Regions from separate parts of the Homo sapiens genome. Here all the other regions are linked to region 2. A link is a loop called in an ENCODE intact Hi-C map of the cell type or tissue named here. Cell type or tissue: gastrocnemius medialis. All regions are shown on one strand.

The links. Peaks named below come from ENCODE experiments on the same cell type or tissue, not always from the same donor. Only the 100,000 strongest peaks of a DNase experiment are listed, where the experiment ranks them.
Region 1: it touches region 2 in a loop (16-fold over the local background); 5 of 110 quality-filtered maps call a loop at or near these places.
Region 3: it touches region 2 in a loop (3-fold over the local background); 4 of 110 quality-filtered maps call a loop at or near these places.

What each region holds. Positions count from the first base shown.
Region 1 is chr6:16,735,972-16,743,971 of GRCh38, forward strand. All of the region lies in intron 2 of ATXN1 (ataxin 1), which reads right to left. Among named protein-coding and RNA genes, the nearest start is that of ATXN1-AS1, 21 kb to the right of the region's middle. In gastrocnemius medialis, no CTCF peak of the experiment used is centred here; a DNase peak (open chromatin) is centred at 3,690; H3K4me3 peaks cover 939 bases; H3K27ac peaks cover 6,552 bases.
Region 2 is chr6:16,961,619-16,969,618 of GRCh38, forward strand. No RefSeq gene overlaps it. Among named protein-coding and RNA genes, the nearest start is that of STMND1, 140 kb to the right of the region's middle. In gastrocnemius medialis, a CTCF peak has its summit at 3,458 (motif pointing left); a DNase peak (open chromatin) is centred at 3,433.
Region 3 is chr6:16,845,813-16,853,812 of GRCh38, forward strand. No RefSeq gene overlaps it. Among named protein-coding and RNA genes, the nearest start is that of ATXN1, 88 kb to the left of the region's middle. In gastrocnemius medialis, no CTCF peak of the experiment used is centred here; a DNase peak (open chromatin) is centred at 4,299; H3K4me3 peaks cover 679 bases; H3K27ac peaks cover 1,778 bases.

The DNA of each region.
Region 1 (8,000 bases), 230 kb before region 2:
AAATAGAATTAAATTGAATGCAAAATGAGATTAGACAAAAAGATGTTTAAAGACCCTTCTGATTTAAATTTCATGAATTACAAACTGCCTAAATACTCAAACTGTTATTGATTATAGCTGATATTCATGGCTAAACTCCAGAATTCACTGATACATTAATAATGAAATGTATTCCTCTCTCCTTAATTTCACTTAATGTGAGCATGTTCAATCTACAGCTTTGATTTCAGTGTTTAATTTTATTATCAAAGTATTAAGAATATGCCTACCTGGTAAGTTTTTAGAAACATAAAGGAACTGACAACTTTGGGAAATATATACGTTCTGAAAGAACGAAATTAAGGCATTTGCTTTGTGTTCTTTCTTTAACAGTTCCTAATCTCCCTTCAGTGTATTTATTGGGCATTAGTTGTTATCTAACACAACAGTTCTCCTAGTAGAATGAAATCAACCTTAAAATAAAGAGCTTTTCAGGAGTAAAAAGAGGCTGTTACAAAAGAAAAATGCTAGAGGGGAATTATCTTTATATCACATAGTAATTTACATCTTAGAAACTTAAAGTTGTATCATAGCTGTACAATTAGCCAAAACTGAATATATTTTATGAGATACTGATTACTCACAAGAACAAAGGGAAATCCAATTGAAGGATTAAATTCCTGTCAAAACCAGTCACTCATGTGTCTGCACGTATATCGCAAAGTGTTTGTGAATTTGATGCATATTCCAGGTATAAATCCCCTTTCCAGAGAGCAGAAATTCCTAATCTGCCACACTTCAAACTGAAATAGATTCATCAGCATTTCGGGTACATACGAACAGCTCCCCAAAGCCATTAGCAAAGGTTATTTGTAAGTGGAAAATCAAGAGACATAAAGATTTCAAAGTCAAAATGCAATGTTATTTAGTTTTCTGCAGCACATAACAAGGCAAAAACTTTCAGTCAGAGAGAAAAGCAAAAGCAAGATCATTGCTCCTTCACAGAGACTGGTAAATAAAGAATGTATGCACAAAACACCTGGATTTGCTTTCCTGTTTCCTTGCCAGTAACTTTTTTTATATGATTATCTAACAGTCAAACAAACCTTCAAAGCAATGAATTACGCATAGACACACAGACACACTCTCACACAAAAGAGAGCAAAGCTGATGCTATTTAAATATCGTGAAATATTTTCCTAACCATGCACAGATGGAAGTACAGACGTTTCTGCCAACCGCCTGGTTCAGAAACTTTGCTCTATTTTTAATTATTTGGTTCAGAGGACCCATTTGTGATTAACTTCTGTGTTGCATGGCAAAGGAAGTAAAGTTCCTGACCCACAGCAAAGAACACAGAAAGAAGCTTAATTATTTTTAAACAGCTAGTGTAATATTGTAAACCATGTGTAGAGACAACTAATTTGTCAAAGACCAGTTGATGACTGTTGCAGTTTGAAGCTGTAGGGTGTATGAAGAACAGAAAAATCCAAGGGAACTTTAGTAAGTGATGCCAAAATGAATCTCATAATGACAAATAGATTTTCATCTCTGAGAAATAACAATGGAGCAAGAAATAGAGAGGAAGAAATTAATAGTGTTGTAAGGCCTAATCTCATTAGCAGGAGAAGTTTCAGTTTTGACTAGGAGCAGTGAATGGAATGCCAGCAGCCTTAAGCACAGGAAATGGACTCAGATGCAAGAAGTTGGTCAGGAAACTCCAGCCATAATATTCAGAATAACACACTAGAATTTTAGCTGAGCAAGATGAAATCCCAGAAGAGAAGTAGAAAGAGAAGCGATGGTTCAGCAATAAGACAGAAAAGATGGTCAAGGTATAAACAATGAACAGGTTGGAACTGTTTGGAACTGTTTTATATTTTTAAGTGCTGTGCATTTACAAAACAAAAAAAAAAGTAGTTTCTAAGTAAGAAAACAATAAACCCAAGTAGCAAATTAGTTATAAACACAGAAAGAAAACAAAATAGACGGCATCCAGTTAAGAATTTTGAAAGCAGAATAGGGCTAAAACCTAACAGAACTTTATTCCTCGAGAAGCTTTCTCTTGATCAATAGCCCTAAAATTTTAAGACATTCTGTATTTAAGTCCTTAATGTACTTGGAAAACCTCAGAGTCTACTGAATCATACAGGCCACGAAGAGCCAAAATATTTCAGGAGTAATAGATGTTGCTAAAAATTACATTTGCAGCGAATCCAGGACCAATGCCAGAATGATCTGGGAATTTAAAAAACAAAACAAAACAATAAACACCTAATTTCTCCTTGAGGAGAGTAGAAATGGAGAATAAAAACAGAACTTCCTTTGCTGGGGGCTCTCAATTCTGAAGCTCAGTTCCTTAAACCGCTAACACTGGCTATTAGCTTTCAGCTGGGCTGGTTGACATGGCAAGACCCTTAGAAGGGCACATCCATATTTGTGGGTAATTATGGAATTTCAACAATTGGAAGCAACTCAGGGAGCCATCATGAGGAGAAGAAAAAAGGTAATCTGTTTCAGAAAGTCCAAAATAAAGTGACTTTATTATATACATATTCATATTCCTCCTCTATTATGCAAATAGGTGAAGTATGTGTATGGGTGTGTGTATTGGCAAAAGACTAGAATTTTAAAAAACCAGGATTTTAAAAAAAGCACATCTATGACTGAATTATTTATAGTTGCAAATGGCTTCATAATACCAACCTAGTATTATTACTGCAGGCACTGGCCCTGGCTTAGAAATGTTATTTCATTTAGAAATGTTTCTATTTGTTGTAACACTAGCCACTGTGATGGGGTTTGACCCGTGTCTTTGTCCATAAAACAACCCTATAAGATATGTAAACATGAATTCAATTTTCTTTAAGTGAAAGAAAGCAAAAATATGGTTGTCAGAACAAGAACTGCTTTCTGTGGGATATTCTAGTTAAATGAAAGCTATTCAACTTGAATCAATTGCTGTATCCATTCTCCAATACACAGCAGATTTATATTTCAGAAGGTTTTTGACAGAGAACAAAATGTTACTGAAATATCTCTTCCATTCCTTTTGTCCTACATAACATTCCATGGGCTGAACTCCCAACGAGGGGCATATATTTGTCAGCTTCTGTTTGCACTTGTTCTATTGTAGTTTGTCTTTGTTGCAAATTTTCCATTTTGACCCTTTCCTGACAAAACATTAATATATACATTTTGGTTGTGTTACGACTTGTTAAAAAAAAAAAAAAAAAAAACCCTGACATTTTTATTCTGTACCACCTTGAAGCACCCATAACTTTTTAAAATAAGCCCTGCTATTTAAATCAGTGATCAAATTTTTTTTGTATCTGCTTATGTAAACACTAGAAATCCAGGGAGAAAATTCTTCCAATCCAACAATCCACACATTCCTACACAAAACCAATCACTTGAGTATTTAAAAGCTAGATCTGTGGCGAGAGACAGGCTAGAACTAGCACAAACAAGTCTGTGCAAGATGAATTTATCCTCCACTGCCTCTACTCCAGGTCATCCCAGGACTATGCCTGTGAGCTAATGCCAAGATGGAAAAAAAATGGATGGGTGCCTTTTTTCTAGTGTATTTGTGTAAAGACTCCCCAAGAGCTCAAGAGGGAGTTGCTGCTCTGCAAATGACAAAAGGTGTGTAGCTGCAAGCCAATCAGGCAGAACATTTAACATCGTCCTGGCCATTAATGACTAAGCCTGCGCCAGCTCAAAAGCGGTCGGAAACAGACGTCAGACTATGGGACAGCTAAAACATTGATTCTCAGGGATGTCGTCCAAGAGGAGGTCTCTGAAGCTGGGTGTCATCCTTTAGGGTGGCCCAGAATAAAATGGTGACACATTATGCCTCCTGGCGAGTTCATAAACACTTTGAACGGCAAAGACACCAAGTCCCGGGGACTTCCAACGAAGATCTTGGGGCAAGAAGAGATGTCCACCAGCACTTTCTGTTCTGTGACCTGTTAGAGAGAAACATTCTTAGCTACTCCATCACCAAGCAAAAGTCCCTGCCAGGCTGTATCTCCTTGACTCCTGGGGGAAAAGCTGTAAAGAGATTGAGGAGGGCACCTAAGAGAGAGATAGATGGCCTTTGTCTTGTTTGCAGTTTCACTAATGAGGTTTCCAGATATAAAATCTGGCTTCTGTCAAGTCTAAATGTGAATCAGATTCTGAGTATTTCTGCAACTAACAATATGGTCACCAGCAAACTACTTCTGCAAAGAAAGAAAAGGCTTCATAATAGTTATTGCTTCTGGCACCAAGAGATGGACAGTGTATTTTACTAAAAGATTAGCCACTAGATGTTGTAACAGTAGATACTTAATTATTGGGGAAGTAACTCATGGTTTTTGCAGATACAAATGTCCAGCACCAGCTCCTTCTTGCCTAGCAGAATAAAGCTGATTCACAGGTGGCTGGAAGAGCTTCTTCTAATCTCTTCTGTAACATCTAGTAGAAAGACAGCAGATACCTACACAGAGAAATGATCTGATTGTACAATCTTCCCATCCACAAGGACTTCTCAGAGCAGATGACATTAAATTTCAAGATTCCATATATGAGATCAATTTGATTTCCTGATGTTTTCAACCTTGCTGTCATGGGTGCATTAAAGGAAATACACCTCAAAAAGCTCAACTTTAAAGGTGCAGTGGCTGCAAAATGAAAATCATTCTCTGTTTATCCATCAAGTTTAGGCTCCGGCACTATAAAAACATCTAACATATAATTTTTTATTTATTTATTTATTTTTTTTAGAGACAGGGTCTCACTCTGTGGCCCAGGCTGGTCTTGAACTCCTAGCCTCAGGCGATCCCACCGCCTTGGCCTCCCAAAGCACTGGGATTCGAGGCATGAGCCACCATGCCCAGCCTCTAACATCTAAATTTATAATGAAGCACTGTTTCAAGGGGTAACTGGGAATTGCACATACCCAAGGGATTGGACTCTTGCATTTCTTCACCATTCCAGCTCCATCTCAATATTGTTCTAGGGGGCTAACTCAGTTAAGCAAAGACATGTCTTTTCATCCTACAACTTCGGAAACGCAAATAATTTCTGGGGTATCTTGGCTGTACAAGGAGATGGAGAAGAGAGCTGAACTACAAGTCAGAAAATCAGGTTTACAGCACAGGCTACATGTATTTCTAACCACTGGAATCTAGTAAATCAGTCAACCTCGTAGGTTCTGTTTTCTCCCCTAGAAAATGAGGGTACTTTTCTACTCAAGCAGTCATTATGACTATCCACTGAAACAATTTATCTAAGGCACTCTGAATTCTGTGATGTGCTATTATCAGCTGAGGCAGACTCATGACACATTAACCACTGCACATGGTCTGGATAACTGTGGTTTTAAAGGCTGTAGTTACTAAATCAGAGGCTCAGACTGCAGAATACCATCAAGAGAAAGGGTACTTTTGACTAGTCCTACAAGAGAAACAGGAAACACAGGACTTTCCTCCCAGTATACTCTTTGAAGACCCTGGACATTTAAAATGAGAAAGTTTTAAGAACACTTTTTTTAAAGGAAGTCTCATTTCTTGAGACTTCAGGGCAAAAAGTTAAATTAAGTGCACCCTTCAGAGACAGAAACTTTGCGATTTCAGGTCACCGAATGTTCTCTGTACAGCAGGACAGCCAACAGCTGTGTTTGGTCATTTACACATATTAAAAAACCCTCCCTCCAGGACTTAAAGATGATATGAACTGTGTCATGGAGTTTAGTCTGAGGAAGGCTCATATACTACTGGTGAGACCCACATTTCAAGGTCCTACTCAGAAAGACGTTTCTTCATTTTAATGTTGTTTATTACTCACATTCTGCTAATCACTAGGATGACTGAAACAGCTTTGCAGCTCGCTGGGAGGAAAATTAAAGAAAGTAGTCTTCCTCCTTTTATATCTGTTTACACAGATTGTTAAAATAGTACGGTTCATTTGGACGATGTTGAGATGGAAAAAAAATATAACTTGTTCCTTCTGAAGAGTAGAGAAAGGTTCAAGGGGTTACAGAGGCTTAAACAGAACAGGAAAGCCAAAATAAAACACCGAAATTTGGGCTTAGATGCCATCACCATATTTCCTTCAAACTCAATAGAAAGCAAAGTTGTATGGAAAGAGATTTTTAAATAAATAACCATGGCATTTTTTTCTTCTGTCAATACAATAATAAACTTGTCTTATGGGTCTATGACCACTTACAAAAGAAAAAAAAAATCCAAATCAAACCAAACAAAACTGCTATCTTTTGAAAAGTATCAGATCAGACACCAGAAAGGCAGCAGCTGGGGAACACATTCTTTCCCACTTCCTTAGATGAAGGCTGTCTCCCAATAAAAGCCACAACTTGGGGTCATACTTCTCTCTAGTCTGGGTTGCAGTGACCCAGGCAGCTCCAGAGGTGAACTGGACACAGAGCCTGGAAAAGGGGAAGAATAATCAAAACAAAATTCATCCAGAGTCATTTCTGCCTCCCCTTGGAACCTGCCAGGGCAGGGCAAGGTTAAAAGGGCCTTAGGGTACTCTCCTCTGGGGGTGCTGCAGCGGTCAAAGGACCCAGGGCTTCAGTTTCCAATGGGAGGCATTTCCATACCTGTCAGAATCTCTTAACAGGTTCTGACATATGGTCCAACATATGGTCGCTCACACCATCAACCACAAATGCACTCCCTCCACCTGGAGAAGGCGTCCTCACCTACCACCAACAGTGCAACTTCGAGATGAAGTCATTTACAACCCAGAGGAGATGGATGGTCACCCGGCCGGCCAACTCAAAAGGGCACAGATAAGATTAGATGGACCTCCTACCCCACCGGTTTCATACTTGACGAGCAGGGTTTGCAGAAGAAGGTTTCATGGTCACCCTACCCCTTTAAGCAGTTCTCCTTTCCATGTGGTACCTTAACCTAAATCTAACCAACCAACCTCACTTAGAACTTCAGAACTACTCTCTTCCAGATAAAAGTATCTCCTTGGGATAACTATCTCACTAGAAACTTTCACCTGAGTTGCAGAGTATGACCACGAGAGCACTTAAAGGAGACTGATCAAAGTCAGAAAACAGATGTTAAGAACGTGAACCTCAAATTCATTTATTCATTCGATGCAATAGCTGCATTTCTAAAAATCTTCATATAATCGAAATTCAGTAGGAATTTTTTCAATGAGGAGGAAGACAGTCTTAGACGTTCAAAAACAAAAGCATTTTTCCTGTATTGAATTTCAATAATAATAGTGTTTTGTGTGGTTATAAGTGCAGTACTATAAAACTTAAATATGATTGAGCGAATTCAGCACTCTATTACGTACAGCTTTCTTTCCAGAAAATTCATCATTGGACCTTTCTTTCTCCTTAGCACAGGCTTCTTACACATTTTTGTCACCTTTTCACTCACTGTGTGATGGACAAAGCACAAAGCCAGTGGAACAAACAGGTGCCATAGCTTTTTCCACCACTGTGGTTCACAGGACCCCATGCTGGTTCCTGACCACAATTATACACACCACAATTATATACATCACAGTCCATATTAATAGATGGAATCACATCCAATTTGTAACATAAGCATCACAGGGGGAATGCCCGTATGTATTGCCCATTCACTAGATGCCACATACTGGAAAGAGGGCAGTCCCTCCTATCGCTGGGCCAGGAAAGGGGTTGTGAAGTATTATACAAGGGGAAGAATGGGGTGCTATGGGAACCCAGAAAAGGTAGCAAATAACATAGTCCCTAGTCCAAGGGCTTCGTGAGGAAGAGACTCTAAGCTGAGATTTCAAGAATGAGGGAAAGGTAGCCAGACAGTGCAGAGAGAGGAGCTGGGTTCTAAGGAGGAAGAACAACATGTCTAAAGGCTGGAGCAAAAAACAGAGTATGGCACTTGAAGGAGGAAGTGCGATGGGACCGACGTGGGACGAATACAGGGCAACATGTGAGTGATGAGGCTGGAGAGATAAGGAAGGTCCTCAAAACCTATGGAGCCAGGCTAAGGATTCTAGACTTTATCCTG
Region 2 (8,000 bases):
CTTCAGCCCTTCCACAATTTTTTCTGCACCTAGTTTACTAAAGCAATCTTTCCCCAAACTAAACAGCATGGTTTCTCTTTCCTGCACCGAACTCATGTAATGCCTTACTTGGATTATTTGACTCTTAGTAATTTCCTTTCTTTCTGTGTGGTTGAATTCCAGACAGGAAGGAATCATATTTATTTATCTTATCTGCCCCCCATAATTTCTATCCAGTGTTATACTCACAGTGTGAAATCAGGAAAGCAGTTTGATTAGTGTGTATTTGGCACTGAGTAAAAACTTTCCTGATGAATAAAAAGCTTAAAAGAAGGGATAAAAAACAAAATAGAGACAATCCTCTTCTCTGGTTCTCCCTCATCTTCAGTGTGGGTCTGCACATCTGAGCTAGGAGTAAGAAATTGACTCTAGTAGAAGCTCTTGTGAGACTTCCTTATCAGCGAGCTCAATCATACTCCCCATCCCAGGTAAATGGCTACGTAATGTATCCAGAACACCTTCTTGCTGAAATAATCTCAGTCGGGCATTTGGCTCTAGATCCCTATTTGCTGATGACCCTCAGGTTTGCATGTTCAGACCCAGCCCCTCTCTGAACTTCAAATTTGTATAGACAAGTGCCTATGTGATATTTCCATTTGGATGTCTAATATTCATATTAAATGTATCATGTGCAAAACCAAACCCTTCTTTCCCTAGCCCAGTCTACTTCTTTCATTTTCTTTGCTTCTTAGTAAATGCCACCACCACCCACTCATGTATAAAACCTGCAAAATAACCATTAATTTCTTCCTTTCCTTCAACCTCCACTGTTAGACTATCAGCAATTCTGTGTTTTAACTTGAAAGTTGATCTAAAATCCATCCGCTTCACTCTATCACCTCCATGTCCAGCTTGGTTCAAGCCATTATCATCTCTCATTTCCTAGATGGTTTCACTGTTTCCAGTCTTTCTCCCACATTTTAAAACATAAATTGGATCACGACTCTGCTCTGCATAGATCAAGACCAATAGCTTCTCATCAGGATAAGATCTATACACCTTACCCCAGTGAACAAGGCCCTACGTGATGTGGCCACTGCCTCGTTCTCCAAACTCATGCTATACCATTCTCCTTTTGCTATGGTTGGAATATTTTGTCCCCTCCAAATTCATGTGTTGGAAGCTTAATTCCCAGTACAACAGGGTTAGGAGGTGGGACCTAATGGGAGATGTTGAGGTCATGAGGATTCGGCCCTCACAAATGGATTAATGCCATTATAAAAAAGAGTTTATGGGTTTGCTCTCTTCTGGTCGTCAGCCACATGAAGAACAGTGTTCCTCCTCCCTGAAGGATTCAATGTTTAAGGAACCATCTTGGAAGCAGAGACATGCTCTCACCAGACACCAAACCTGCTGGTGCCTTCATCTTGGACTTTCCAGCTTCCAGAACTGTAAGAAATAAATTTTAGTTCTTTATAAATTATCCAGTCTGTTGAATTCTGTTACAGCAGAATACTACAGGACAAAGACGCCCCTTTTTCATTATACTCTGTCCCTAGGCCTTCTTTCTGTCCTTGAATTGCCCAAGTTCATTCTCACCCCAGGGTCCCTTCCACTTTCTGTACCTGTGCACTGGCTGCCTGTCTGCATGTCTAGTTCTTGTCATCTTCCAGATCTTAGCTCACACGTCATTTTCCAGACATGTTTTGCTTGATCATCCCATCTTAAGTAAGATTAACAGTGTGGCCCTCCAAGTCACCCTGTTAATTTCCTTTATTGCATCCAACACTATCTGAACTACCTCATCTGCTTCCCTGCTCCTTTTTTGCCTGTGCCCACATACCAGAATGTAACCCTCATTAGGGCAGGACAGAGGATTTGCCTCGCTGCTACATCCCAGCACCTGAAACAATGCTTGGCACATAACAGGCTCTCAGGAAATATTTGTTGAATTAATGAATCGTTGAATATGTTCTCACCCAAGTTTTTTAGACTTGTTTTAAAGAGTGGGAGGATAAAGTGAAATAAGTAGCTCTAAGACAATTATCAACTTCACTCTATAGGAAAGGAGAGAGCCTTGCTGAACTGAAAGTGACATTGTCGTTGCTTAGGTATGAAATTGACACTATTTCTGAAAAAGTTCTTTGGTGTTCTTTATTTCAGACACAGCCAGGCCTGGAAAATAGGGGATTCACTGTGTGTTTTGTGCAGAATGGATAACAAAATTAATAATAACATTAGTGATAACAGCTTATATTTACGTAAGTGTTTGCTGTGCATTGGGTACTGTTCTAAGCATTTTAATCCTGATAGTAACCCTTGCTTAGGTACTGTTATTAGTCTCCTTTTAACAGATGTGTAAACTGAGGCTCGGAGAGTTTAAGCCATGGCTAGTCAATGTCAGAACTCTGATTCTCACTTTGGGAGTCCGGCTCCCCAGACGCTGTGCTGCCTCTACTAATAAATACATCTTTTTGATCATGGTGCAAGTGACTGGTGAAATCGATGGGCAAATTCGACTTTCCTTTAAGGTTTGCCAGTAGGTCTGAATGCTCCTTAGAGACCGTCTTGAAACGTGTTAGCCAGCCCAGAAAGCCTGTGCTTGGGGCTTTGGAGTCCAGGGCTTCCAGGCAGAGCTCTATGCTACCTTCCTTCCCAGTCTCTGGACACCTATTTGAATCTCTCTGACTGACACATTTCCTTGCTAAACCTTTACAATCACTCAGACTCAACCAGTGTCGGCATTCTGGTCTGCCATGCCAACGTGACACCATGCTGGGTACTTGGGCATGCGTGGTTGGTATTACCTTAGGTACCTACATTTTTTGCTCTCCCACCTTCCTGTGGCATCTATCCCATTTTTGGAATTAGTGTGCTCCCTTCATGTTGCTGCTTTGGATTCATCAAATCTCTGAAATAACACCTGGCCACTACCTCTACTTTAAGGCTGGCTCATTCGAGAAGGCCTGTTTTAAAAGGTCAGTGTTGTTATTAGTGGAGAACAGCAGTAGCAAAAGCAGAACAGAGTCGGAGTATCAGTGCTCTGGTCAGAAACTCCCTGGGGATCGGAGCAGAAGAAAGAGCATGGAACCCTTTCTTGGCACATTGCTGGACCATGGACTTGATGCAATAATCTGTAAAAGCACACCCATAATACATGCAGTAGTCACAGATTTCTTCTCCCTCCTGCTGGAATACTGAGTTGGGAAAATCTTCCGAGCCTGAGCTGGCATGTTGCTAGCGAGGCAGAGATTTCAGGTGAGAAGTAAATGTGCAGAGCGGATGCAGTGACCTTTCTTATTTGCAGTGTTTTCATTCTGCAGCTTGCACGGCAGGGACCCTGACATCAGAGGCTCTGATGGCCCGAGGCTGTGTTGGAGAGGAGATAAATTAGCCTGCCCTACTTCCAGAGGCTCGAGTAATCTACGTGCAGCACGGAACCTGGGCAGGGCAAGATGTGTGTGGATGAGCGACCTCTCGTGGCTGGTAGTGGGAGCTGCATCGCCTGTTCCGACCGGCTGGAGGAAAGTAGAGGGGACCCTGGGTCACACCATGGTCTGTGTACCCAGTCCGGTCCTGGGTGTTAGGGAGGATTCAAAGGAATTACACACAGGCAAATCTAAGGAGCTTATCCTCTGACCTGGGGAAATAAAAGGAACATACGGTTTCTCTATCGACTTGAGGTCATACGAGTTTCCTAGAAGGGAGAGACCCACACGGATCAGAGTAATCCAGGAAGCTGAGCCTAGAAGGATGATTGGACTTCAGATAAAAAGAGGGAGGGCATTCTGGGATAGGAGAAGAGCACAAACAAATCAGGCAGGAAGAAAAACCTTGATGACATAGAACAAAGATTTTGAATGAAAAAAAAAAATGTTGAATAGTTTGGGGTTTATAGATGCAACTGAAAACCAAGCGATGTGGTAGGGAAACCAGGAATAGAAGGTCCTGCCCTCATAAGCCTTCGTAAAAGACCTCCTCAGGTCTCCGCTGCAGAAAAATAGCCTCACCACGCAGCCTGGGCTGCTCTTTCTGCCCCAGCGTTTGGTGCGTTGTGGACCTATCATGACAAAATCAGGGTTGCAAGCTCAAATGCCACCGGGGCCTAACAGTTAACGTGAATGCATAAAACAGACTGGGTGGGGGATTCTGGCATTTCCGAGATGTCGACTTCAATTTTAAATTTTTCGGTGACATTTAGACAGCCTAGAGTCATGACTAGGATTGGAAGTAGTGGAGGCTGTAACAAAAATAGGAGGGCTTGGGCCTCTTTACAATAGGCAGCAATGACTCAGCTCTGGCCGGTGCTACCGTCAGGGATATTGCCAAGTATTCCAGGTATTCAGTAGAAGCATATACATTATGTAAAATGTAATGGAAAATCTCCCCATGTTTAAATGTTGGATCGACTTTTTTTTTTTTTTTTTTTTGAGACAGAGTTTCACTCCTGTTGCCCAGGCTGGAGTGCAATGGCAAGATCTTGGGTCACTGCAACCTCCGCCTCCCAGTTCAAGCAATTCTCCTGCCTCAGCCTTCCAAGTAGCTGGGATTACAGGCGCCCATCACCACATCTGGCTAATTTTTGTGTTTTTAGTAGATAACGGGGTTTCACCAAGTTGGCCAGGCTGGTCTTGAACTCCTGACCTCAGGTGATCTGCCCACCTCGGCCTCCCAAAGTGCTGGAATTACAGGCATAAGCCACCGCGCCCGGCCTGGATCAACTTTTGAAAACATAGTATGGATCAGAAAAACCATTTGGCCTGCAAATTGTCACTTTATAAATGGGGATTTGGATTAATCAGGTTTATTCTGGAAAAGAAAATTTTAAAACACTGAATTAAGTAGATTCTTATGTTTGGAGGAGAGCTATGGATGCTGGTGGCTGCTTTCATTTCTTTTTGGTGAGAGCCGAAAGTGTTTTTTCTCTGATGGGTTCCTTGAAAAGGGCTCGGGCTGAGGTCAGGAGCCTTTTGCTCCTGTTGTCTCTCTGCCTCTTGTTAGCAAGTTGGGGTAACTTTTCTGAGTTTCTGTTTACTCATCAGTGAAATTGGCAATCTAATTCCAGGTCCTTTTAGCTCAAACATTCTGACTCCTAAGGCACCATCTAGATCTAAAATGCCACAATTCTTATTCCGAGCTGGAAGCACATGTGCTTTCCAGCTGACCTCACCTTACCTTATGCTCAGAGAGAGTTGCATTTTGTGTGCTAGCCTCCTGTGATCCTTCAAGAAAGGCAGTGTAATGTAGCAAAGTCATCGTCAACCTTGGCCACACATTGGAATAAACTGGAGAGTTCTGCAACAAACCCAATGTCAGGCCCCATTCTGAACCACCCAGACAAAGGGAAGTGGCCTCTGGGGATGGGCCCCAGGCATGGAGCTGTTTTCATGACTCCCTCAGTGAGTGTCATGGGCAGCCAGGATTGTGAATCAATGGTGTGGGCAGAAGTAGGCATTTGACCCGGTCTCTGGAATCTGAAAAAGCTGAGCAGCAGCAATGCACATTGGAATCTGAGGCAAAAGGGAAAATGTGGCCTCCTATACACACTTATCAAAACATCCACCCCTATTCTGAACAAAATGGAAAAAGTTAATAAAATCTCTACAATCAGAAATCAATGACTATATATAAAGCCTGTGTTGCCCAATCTGTTCATGCACTATTGTCAACACTCATCAACCTGGCTGGGTACTCCATATCCATGTGATGCCATGGAGCCGTGGACTCATCAGACAGGCTGATTCCCATTGCACAATAATACAGCGTCATAAATCAAGCCAAGGACAGCAGCCTGTCGTCTTTACTTAAAATGATGAAAGTTTGCTCATTATGGGTATTCTTGCATTCATCTTAATTTTTTCAAATACTGAATTCAGATATTATTTATCTTGATTACTAAATGTTTTGCTGCTCTCTTCAATTTTACACCCACATTGAGTAACTCACTCATCCCTCCCTAATCCTGGGTTCAAATGCTGTCTCTGCCTGGGTAAGTTACTTAGCCAGTCTAAGCCTCCACTTACTCTTGCATAAGAGGCAATCTTAACCTCTTTTATAGAGTTGTGAAGATTAAATGAGGTAATGTAGTAAAGAGCTTAGCACCAACTGGGAGCTCTCGAATACACTAATATGTGTTGGCTAATGTTACATACAAAGATTATGTAATACTATGGTTATCATAGGTGCGATTTGTCTGTTTATTCCAAGACAGCTGGCTCACCTGGGGTTTCCCAGTTCTCTGTGGTTATAGAATTGGGGGTGTCTCAACATCATAAACTGTCTCCAGCCAGTGCCATCTAGATTAGTGGCATTCAAGCTCTTCCACACAAACCCCCAAATCCAAAAACAACCAGTTATTATTCATAGCCAAACCATGACTATATAAATTGACTAAAAGGCATAATTATTTTAATCTATTCTATATATTTGGCTCTGTGCAAATTTAATTTTAAAAGAAACGTAATCAATTTGAAGAAAAAGTTACATATACTTAAAATGTTTGAAGACTACACTTCTGGATCGTGTTTTCAAAGTTTAATGTCCCGAAGATTCAGCTGGTGGCCTTGTTACATGTAGATTCTGATTCAGTAGGTGGGTGGTGAGGCCTGAGCCTCTGCATTTGGAGCAAGCTCTCAAGTAGGACTGGCTACATAATTTGTGGAGCCCAGTGCAAAATACAGGACTCCTTGTTCAAAAATCATTAACAATTCCAAGATGGCGATGACAAAGCACTAAAGCAAGTGGTTAGTGGTTTAGTGGTTTCTCAAATCAACAGGAAAAATACAGAAACGCCAATAGAAATTGGACAAAAAGTATAAACTATAATTTTATGAAAACGCAGAGCTGGGCAAAGTAGCTCACACCTGTAATCCCAGCACTTTAGGAGGCCAAGACAGGCAGATCGCTTGAGCCCCAGAGTTCAAGACCAGGCTGGGCAACAGTCTCAAACAGTTCCTGAGCGCAAAGCCCTACACCTCTGCTCAGGTCATGTGCCAGGAAGCCAGTGCTGCTCTCAGGCAATGCTGATGTTGCTGGTTCAAGGCATACTTTGAGTAGCGAGAGTCAAAACATCATTGTCCAAGAGAACTTTTTGTGATCACGGAAATATGTTCTATCTGTGCTGTTCAGTACAGTAGCCACTTAACCACATGGGGCTATTGAGCACTTGAAATGAAGCTGGTGTGACTGCAACGAACGTTTTATTGAATTTTAATTAAATTTAAATGGCCCCATGTATCTGGTGGCTGCTGTAGCAGACAGCACTATTTGGACGTCAACTTTGTCCAGCAGGACAGCTTCTTACTTTAGCAAATTGTCAGTTTCCAAGTTGACTACAGAGCATTACAGTCAAGGGGGGTCAGACCAGATCCTTTTCTTTATGTTTTAATACATCTATTTAAACTTAAAAAAAAATCTGACAGGTAGTAAATGCTACTCCAAATAGTCTCATGGAAAAGACATGGCCCAAGCTGGCAGATAATAATTTTTCACATGTACTAAATATATATATATATATATATATATATATATATATATATATATATATATATTTCTAATTTACTGTAGAAAATATTGGCAATTCATATGTTAAAAGTTTCTTGTCTCCTCTCATAAGAAATGATTGACAGCCTTTAAGTGCTGTCTGTGTCTCTTAAAACAAAAGTGACTGACATTCTTCAAGCAGACACACTTTTCTGCAGCCTTGGATGTGACTTGCTCTCCCTAATGTGAAGGTGGTTTTCAAGCATCCTTGCTGCTTCTTAGGCTTTTAACCCTCTGTGGTCAGACGCCTTGTGGCTGGTAGTTAGAATGAGCCTGTACAGGGAGGCAAGACCCGCCTGAGTGCCACCAGGCCTGCTATGATGAAACAAAGAGGTACTTCAATTCTGAAGGATTTTTTTTTTTAATTTGGGCTGAGTGAAATCTCCAAATTACTAATCTCCAGAGGGGTTTTCTGATTTCCAAACTTTGTTCAGGACTTTAAACTTTCTTTTTGAAACAGGATTAGTGTGGCACTCAGT
Region 3 (8,000 bases), 120 kb before region 2:
TAATCAGTTTTTTCCATTACTATTATCTTGTAATAGTCAGCATTTTACCCATTCTCTTAAAAAATACACTTTGGGAAGGTAATTTGATTTTTGTGAATTAATTTTTTAATTAATTAGAGTTTAAAATGTTTCTAATTTAACTTATAGTTTATTCATTATGGTTTTAGTGCAATACATACAGAGAAGCCAAACAATCTTCCATCCCCACATCACACATACCTAGGTCAACAGCCATAAATAACTGAGGCTGTCATCCAGGTGGGCGGATCACGAGGTCAGGAGATTGAGACCATTCTGGCTAACATGGCGAAACCCCGTCTCTACTAAAAATACAAAAAATTAGCTGGGCGTGGTGGCAGGTGCCTGTAGTTCCAGATACTAGGGAGGCTGAGGCAGGAGACTGGTGTGAACCTGGGAGGCAGAGCTTGCAGTGAGCCGAAATCACACCACTGCACTCCAACCTGGGCAACAGAGCCAGACTCCATCTCCAAAAAAAAAAAAAATCACTGGGGAAAAAATGCCAAGATAAAACTGAAAATCTCAGGTCGATTTATTTTATTTAATGCAAAATCTGAAAAAAAAAAAATCTAGAACTTCATGTAAAAGGCTATTGCTCAATTAAAACAGAGCAAAACAAGGGGTGTTTTCTGAAGGGTGCTCCCTGATGGAGGTATTTTGGGATGTGTATGGCTCCCTGTCTTGCCTAAGTCTGAAAGTGAACAGCATTTTCACTGTAATGATGTAATCATTGCCGTTGACAGATTGGAGATAAAAAAATTTAAAACATGGACATCGGACCATTTTTTCCCTAGGGCAGAAGTCTACAGTTCTGTAGATAAATACATTTTCTCCATATGCATGCATTTTATTCATGTCCTTAGCATGATTGTGTTGACACACTAATATTAGGTTGGTGCAAAAGTTATTGCAGTTGTTGCAATTAAGAGTAGTGGCAAAAACTACAATTATGTTTGCATCAAGCTAATATAATTAATCTGGCCTATTGGAGAAATAAGCAGATTGCTCACATTCTTAGAAAAAGAGCACCTGCTTTCATTCACTGATTTTGTGACAGCTTTGACGACAATAGCAAAATAATTATAGTAAGAAGCCACTAGCAGGCCTTAGCATTTGCATCGTAGGGTCATAATTGGACTAAAACTGTTAAGAAGCATGAGAAGGTCAGCTTTCCACTGCCTTTAGCATTTGTGTAACACTGGGGAAGTATTAATGCATCTGTTATTTTAGCTGGGCACCAGCCATTCAGAAAGCTAAAAGCAGCCATATCTAAGCCTTTTTAAGTTTTCTTAGCCATTGACTCATGCCTTATCCCCTCAGTTGATGGCAACCTGACTTTAGCCAAGCAAACAATATGCTAACAGCACAAACAAAATTGGTCCCTCTCCTTTTTAGAGCTGAGGAATATACTTAACAAAACCTGTGTATTTCCATGCACATAAGTCCCTAAGCACTACATTTCAGTGGTTTACACATCTAATAACGTCAGGAGCTACTCTTCTACCCAGGCTGTAAACCTAACCAGAGCTATTTTGGCATAACAGATACAGTTTGCAGGGAGATTTAAATATGATTGTGGCTCATAACTGTCAACAAATAACACAAAGCCTTATACCCTTCATCAGAAAATCTGAATTTCAGGTGTAAAAGTTTATCGAGGAGCTGCTCCATCTGCCAGGATTGCCTTGCAAAATATGGACAGACATCTAGTTTCTTTGTCCCTGTGTTTTGGAATTTCCAGGAAGCTGGCTTTCCACATTTAATTGGGAAATGAGAAGGGCGTTGGCGGCAGCATTGCCTGATGGGAAGCATCATGGTAGCTTGGTGGGAGGGGCTTTGTTCTCCTTCCAAACCATCCCAAATGAATGAATAAGCAGCGTGCTTGCTATGCCAGTGCAGCATGGAAGTCTCCTACCCACCTTCAGCAGGTTGCCTTTCATTAGCTCCCCGCTACAAAGACATTTTGTGGTGAAAGTAAAGGCTGACTTGGTGAAGTTATTGGCAAATGTCCTGAACCTCGACCTCCACCTAGAATTTCCCACTCACATACAGTAATAGAACAAGCCGGAATGAGTACTGAGCTATGTATTTGCATGAGGCTAAGTCTAATTTTAAATTGTGAATCCATTTGAGCTGTGCAGCTCACTTGAGGAAGGATGGAGGATTGAGCAATGCATATGTAGAGACTCACTAAAATTTGTTATGTAAATGAATCACCCATACGTACAAGCACTGTGCAACTGTGGTGAACTCGGCACTCACCATCCCTATCCTCAAGGGTCTCTTGGGCTAGCGAGGGACAAGAACAATGGCAATTCCAAAGCATTCTTTGACAGAAAAACAACAACAACAATAACAACAAAACTAACACACGATGCTATAGTATCAGGCCAGAGGGACAGCCAACTCAGGTGTGCAGAAACTGGGAAGATTTCAAGGGAGAAGTTGCATGGAAGTCAGATCCTGAAGGATGTGTAGACATTAGTTATGGGTAGAGAGGAGGGAGGAATACTCTAGGCAGATGAAAGCCCATGCTTAGCGATCTGTTTTGAGGTAAGAAAGGTGAGCAAGACATGGTCACAAAGGGCCTTGCAAAGTCGTGTTTTGAAATTTGGGCTTTATCCTATGAGCAGTGCTTAACCCATTGAAGGGTTTAAGCAGATCAGTGATATGATCAGAATCAGATCTGGGTTTTTTAAAAAAATCATTCTTTGTTTGAAGCTTATTTCATCAGGATCCTCTCTACCTAACATTTTGCAAATGATGATGACTATACCTGAGTGCATTATTGTCTTTTTTACAATATGGGAGTATAACATTAGCATTATTATATAAATGCATGCCACCTTATTTTAAATGACCATGATGCCGATAAAATAATAAAAATAACCACAATAAAATTTGTTGAGTGTTTACTGAATGCCAGGAACTGTGCTAAGCTTCTTATAAATTTTCAAATCTAACCCCTTTGAAATAAATCATGTTACTGCCCACTTTGTAGATAAGGGAATAGTAGATAAGAAGCTGTAAGTAACTTGCTTAGGTCATATGGGAAACATGGATCAAAATTGCAGCGCTGGTGGTCAGACAGCAGAGACTACGCTGCTCCCCACTCTCTAGACTACAGTTCCGCTCCCTCCTCTCCACCCCCTCCAAAAGAAAAAGGTGAATGATCACATCAAAAATAGTCCATGAAATTAGCTGGGAAGTAATTTTCACCAGAATGATTGATCCAAATATGCTGGGTGGACATCATGACCCCGTTGGTATGTGTGTAGAAACTGGGTACCAGCTTAGTCCCTTGCTGAAAGGCTGTTTGTCATACTCTGGTGCAATGGTTTAAGGAACTTCAAATTTAACTAATTAGCAAGAAATAACGATAATAAAAACACTCAGACTTAGGGACATTGGAATCTCTTCATCTTAATGAAAAGAATCTTGTGGAAAAGGAACAAAAACTATTAAGAAGAGTGACAAGATTAGCCTGTATTGAGGATGAAAAAGTGTGAATCACAGGTTAAAATAACAAGTTTCCTAATACCATTGGATTGTGGATAGGATCTGGGCAATTTGGCCTGTGGTGATCTCACCTATGTAACGATATTACAAGCATAAAGAAGATGTCATCCTCACTAAGCAACTCAAGTTGCTTCTCCAGGATGTACTTCCTTCCTTAATTATGTTTTACTAGTGCACGCCCCTATTTGGGCAATCACATGTCACCTCTTAATCTCATCGGTGATGCTTGCGTTAGAGGAAGATAACAATTGCACTCTCATTAATTGCCTGCTTATCTGGGCTGACATTTCCAAACCCACACAGGGAGCCCATAACTTTCTGTTCAAGAATATTTTAGTCCAACTAAATGAGCATTTCACTGTTGACATACTAAATAAAAGGGTTGACTCACTCGTTACCCTGGAACCAAGGCTGTATTCTTAGAGGGTGTCACCTTACAGAGCCCTGGTGTCCTTAAAAAGAATCTGCCTGTTCCTGAACTCTCATGAAATTCTATATTCCAGCCTTCCGAATCCCAGAAGCCGGCTAACTGGTAAAAATTGAGAATGAGATGCTGGCGTGTGGAGAATACTAGGCATGATAGGCTAAAGAAAGGAAAGCCCTTCTTCGGCAATCGCTGGATTTAACGTCTTATTCAGGGACCAGACTTGAGCTGGAAGGAGGGGAAGATAAAGTTTGGTTTTCCTGTGACTGACTGGCTGTGCCCACAGAAACAGAGGCCTCCTCCCGCAGCCCCAGCAGTTGCGGTCAGGGAACCTCGTGCTGTGTTAGTGGCTGTGCTACTCTTTGTACAACAGCCCTGTCTCTCCAGCTCTGGCTGGAGCACAGGCCGCAAATAAATTGCTAACATTTAAGTGCATCTGTTGCAAAGAGAGAAGCACAGAGGACACTGGGGAAATTTCGAACCAAATTTCAGGACTGAGCTCATAAAAGCATGCACCATCTGTGGAATTTTGTTCATATGCATCACTATAATGGGAGGGGGGCAATAGAGAAGGGAAAAAAGAGACAGATAAAGGATTGAGTGGTAACTGGATTTCAAACTGAAGTGTCTCTTCTCAGGTCGGTTCTCAGGTGGCATTTGGGCCAGGCAGGATCCTATCTTTCCTTACACTGAAGGGTCTGGCCGTGGGGATCTAATTGCATGAATCAGCAACCACAAATTCCTTCTGCCCCTGTGTCTAAACACAATTTCCCCCTGCCCTCCACCCTCCATCTGCCCCCCACCCTCCATAATTTACTGATCCTGTACAAAGATTTAAGTAAGACTTTCCATCTTTCTTCCTGCTGCTTTGCTACTGCCCCAGGCTGAGCTGAGTCTAACTCTTTTCCTCCCATCATCCGTGTGGCAAAAAAAAAAAAAAAAAAAAACTAAACGCAAAAACAAAACAAAAACAAAACCCTGATCATTTTCTGATAAGCACTTTACATTTCTATAGCGCAGGAAAAGGGAAGTTCCTTCAGAATCCCTTTATAGATGATCGCTCTCATTGTCTAACAAGCTTTTCATTGTTTGTAATTTTCATTTCCCTCCACAGTTCAGGGCACTTTGGAAAAAAACTCTATTCAGCACTTTTCCACTCATAATTCACGAGAAAAGAGTCATGCAGTATAATAAGGATAATTAGCTCTGACTGAAAATAATAAGCTTGGCACCAGAGAGCCCCCCCATGCACACAGTATCCATTTATCGTTTTGTGTACCCTCTGTCAAGGCTAATCACTACTCCTGTAATTACTAACCTGTTGAAAGGACAAAGGAAAATGCAATGCTGTACTTAAATAAATAACACTGCTTCTTCCCATATCATCTCAATAAAACTCTTTTAGAACAGACTCTTTCCTTACAATTTTAGAGTTTAAAACTGCTGTTGTTTGTCCTCAAAAATATGATTTGCTATTGTAAGAATGATTTTCACTGTGTATGCATGGAAGAGGGGTTGCATTGCTTTAATTTAGATTCTTGTAAGATAAAGATAGCTGGGAGTGATGATCTCATGTTTAATAAGGCTCAACATTTATGTCGCGTGCTTCCTTTTCATTAATTTGTTAACCTTGGCGCAGTGTGGGAACAAGCACCATGTGAATGACCATATGCTTCCCCTGTTATTGTATCTTAATCCAGACCAGCAGACACTTGTAGTTTCCCTCCTAGGAGAGATGCTGCTGGTCATGCCAAACCTAAGTGGAGAAAGATGTAGACTAATAAAGTCCTCTCTCTTTTCTAGGAGTGATGCACCCTGGGAAGGATTAAAACACAGGTTCCGATTGTCATCCTTTTCATTCCTCATTTATCTGCCTGTCCCGCCTGATCCTACTAATGATTTTTTCTCTTCTGTACACGCTCTGAACCTTGTCTGCTAGGAAACAATTCATGTTCTTTTGGACTATGCATAAAGAGGGTTGTGGATGTTGGTGTTTCAAGATAGTGAAGTCTGTTGTCTCAGCCCACCCTCTCTCTAAACAGAATTCTCAGTCCTCAGAAATAACCTTCTTTCAGGTTTACACAGAAAGAAGTATCCACATCAGACACACAAAGTTAGCTTGCATTCATTTCTGGGATCCAAATGGTTCATCTCTTATCAAAAGACGAAAATGAGAAATGTTGTTAAAGAGATTGCTGAGTCATTGTTATGAATCTGTAAAGAGTTACAGAGAACAAGGAAGGTTCAAAAACTGGGGTGTCATTCTGATTTCCAGAAAGGAAGTGAAAGTGAATTCTGGCCAAGATGCTAGAATGGATTATTTAAGAGAAGCAGCAATGATCACTAGGAGCTAGCACTGGTTCACTAAGAACAAATCATGTCAAACACAACTCATTTCTTTCATCGACAATATAACCAGGCTTATAGATAAGGAAATAAGCTAGATTTTTGACCTTTGTTTTCCGTCTATATTTGAAGCTTCATTAAGAATCTCACAAAATCATAATATTCTTGTGGAGGAACTGGCAGATTATTAGTGGAATATTAGTAATAACCATTATTATTAGTTATTACCCTCAAGCCAGAAAAACTGGAGGTGTTCAGGGAGAAGAAAACAGGGCAATAAGGAATTAGATACTATATCCATGAGAAACAACAGGGAAAAAGAGACTTTTTAGGGGGGACAGAAAAGAAAAAGTGTCCTGGGTGATTGGACTTCCGTATGGAACTGTGAGTAGCACTTGGACCACAATGGCAAAAAGTGACAGGGACCTGGATTCCAGCTCAACCATCAGAGCTATCCAAAGATGGAATGAGTTGCCTCTGAAGGTTCAGTGAGTGCTCCATTACTGTAAAATCACAAAGGGCTACTTTACAACAGAGTAGAATTTCATAGTTTACAAAATCTTCACGTAACTCCTTGTCTTAAATCTTTTCCAGGCAAGCTGAAACCTGAGGCTCTATCTGAAGCTCAATGAGTTTTAGGAGAACTGGTCTAGTCTAGGGCTCCTGGATACGGATCAAAAAAGGAACTGAACATTGCATTTTGGATGAAGGCCGTCTTGGGAAGTTCCAAAGTAATCTGAAAAAGATCTTATTGGAAACGGAGATAGAGGAACAGCAAGGACCTCGCCAGAAACAATGTTAGTCGCTAATGCTGAGTGATGCTACTGCTCATGGGATGGAGGAGTGGCCACTGTCTACTGCAACCTTTGGAGAGAGGGAGGCAGCCTTCTGAAAGTCTACACTAGACTTCCCTTGTCAACAGCAGGCAGAGAGCTCTTTAAGACACTGAGCCAGTTCCAAAATTATCACATTTTATCCTCATAACTACCCCTCTGGGTGAATAGGAAAAGCACTTGTGTCTCCATTTTTCAGAAGAAGAACCTGGAACCCAGAGAGTTGGTGTAAAATTTTCCAAGCCACACAGCAAACATAAGGCAGAGCCATACGTACAACAGCGTAGGTCTTCTGCCTCACTGCAGGCTTCATCGCACCAAGGTCAATATGAGAACATAGGGAGCAGATAGATACGTTAACACAGACAAATGGATCTTGCCACCCTGGCATGCTCTGTATTCTTTTCCTCCTGCCCTGATTTCTATAATTTGTTTGACTGCAGAAAACTGCAACATCTTCTGGGTCTCCCCATTGATCTACTTGTACCTATCTGATATATTTTTGAGGTAGAGTTCATAATGCTACCAATTCTTTTTATTTGAATCTGTCTCAAAATCATAGTGTATAGACGTTCATTTGCTCCTGCTTATAATTACAGACTAAAAGATATTATTCAAGCCTCTAAGGAGTTGGACGTTTGCAGCCACTCAGACAATTTATAACTGTCAGTCTAAAGTAAGATGGTGAGTTCTTCATTAGTCTGGAGTCAGATCCCAAAGTGGAGGGTGGGCCCAAGTGGTTAGGACTATTTTAGCTTACCAAGATACCTGGGCATTATTGTAATTATTTTGGGAGGAAAACATCCCTTTACTATATTTATGTCTTTAAAAGAAAACAGTTTTGGCTGGGCATGGTGGCT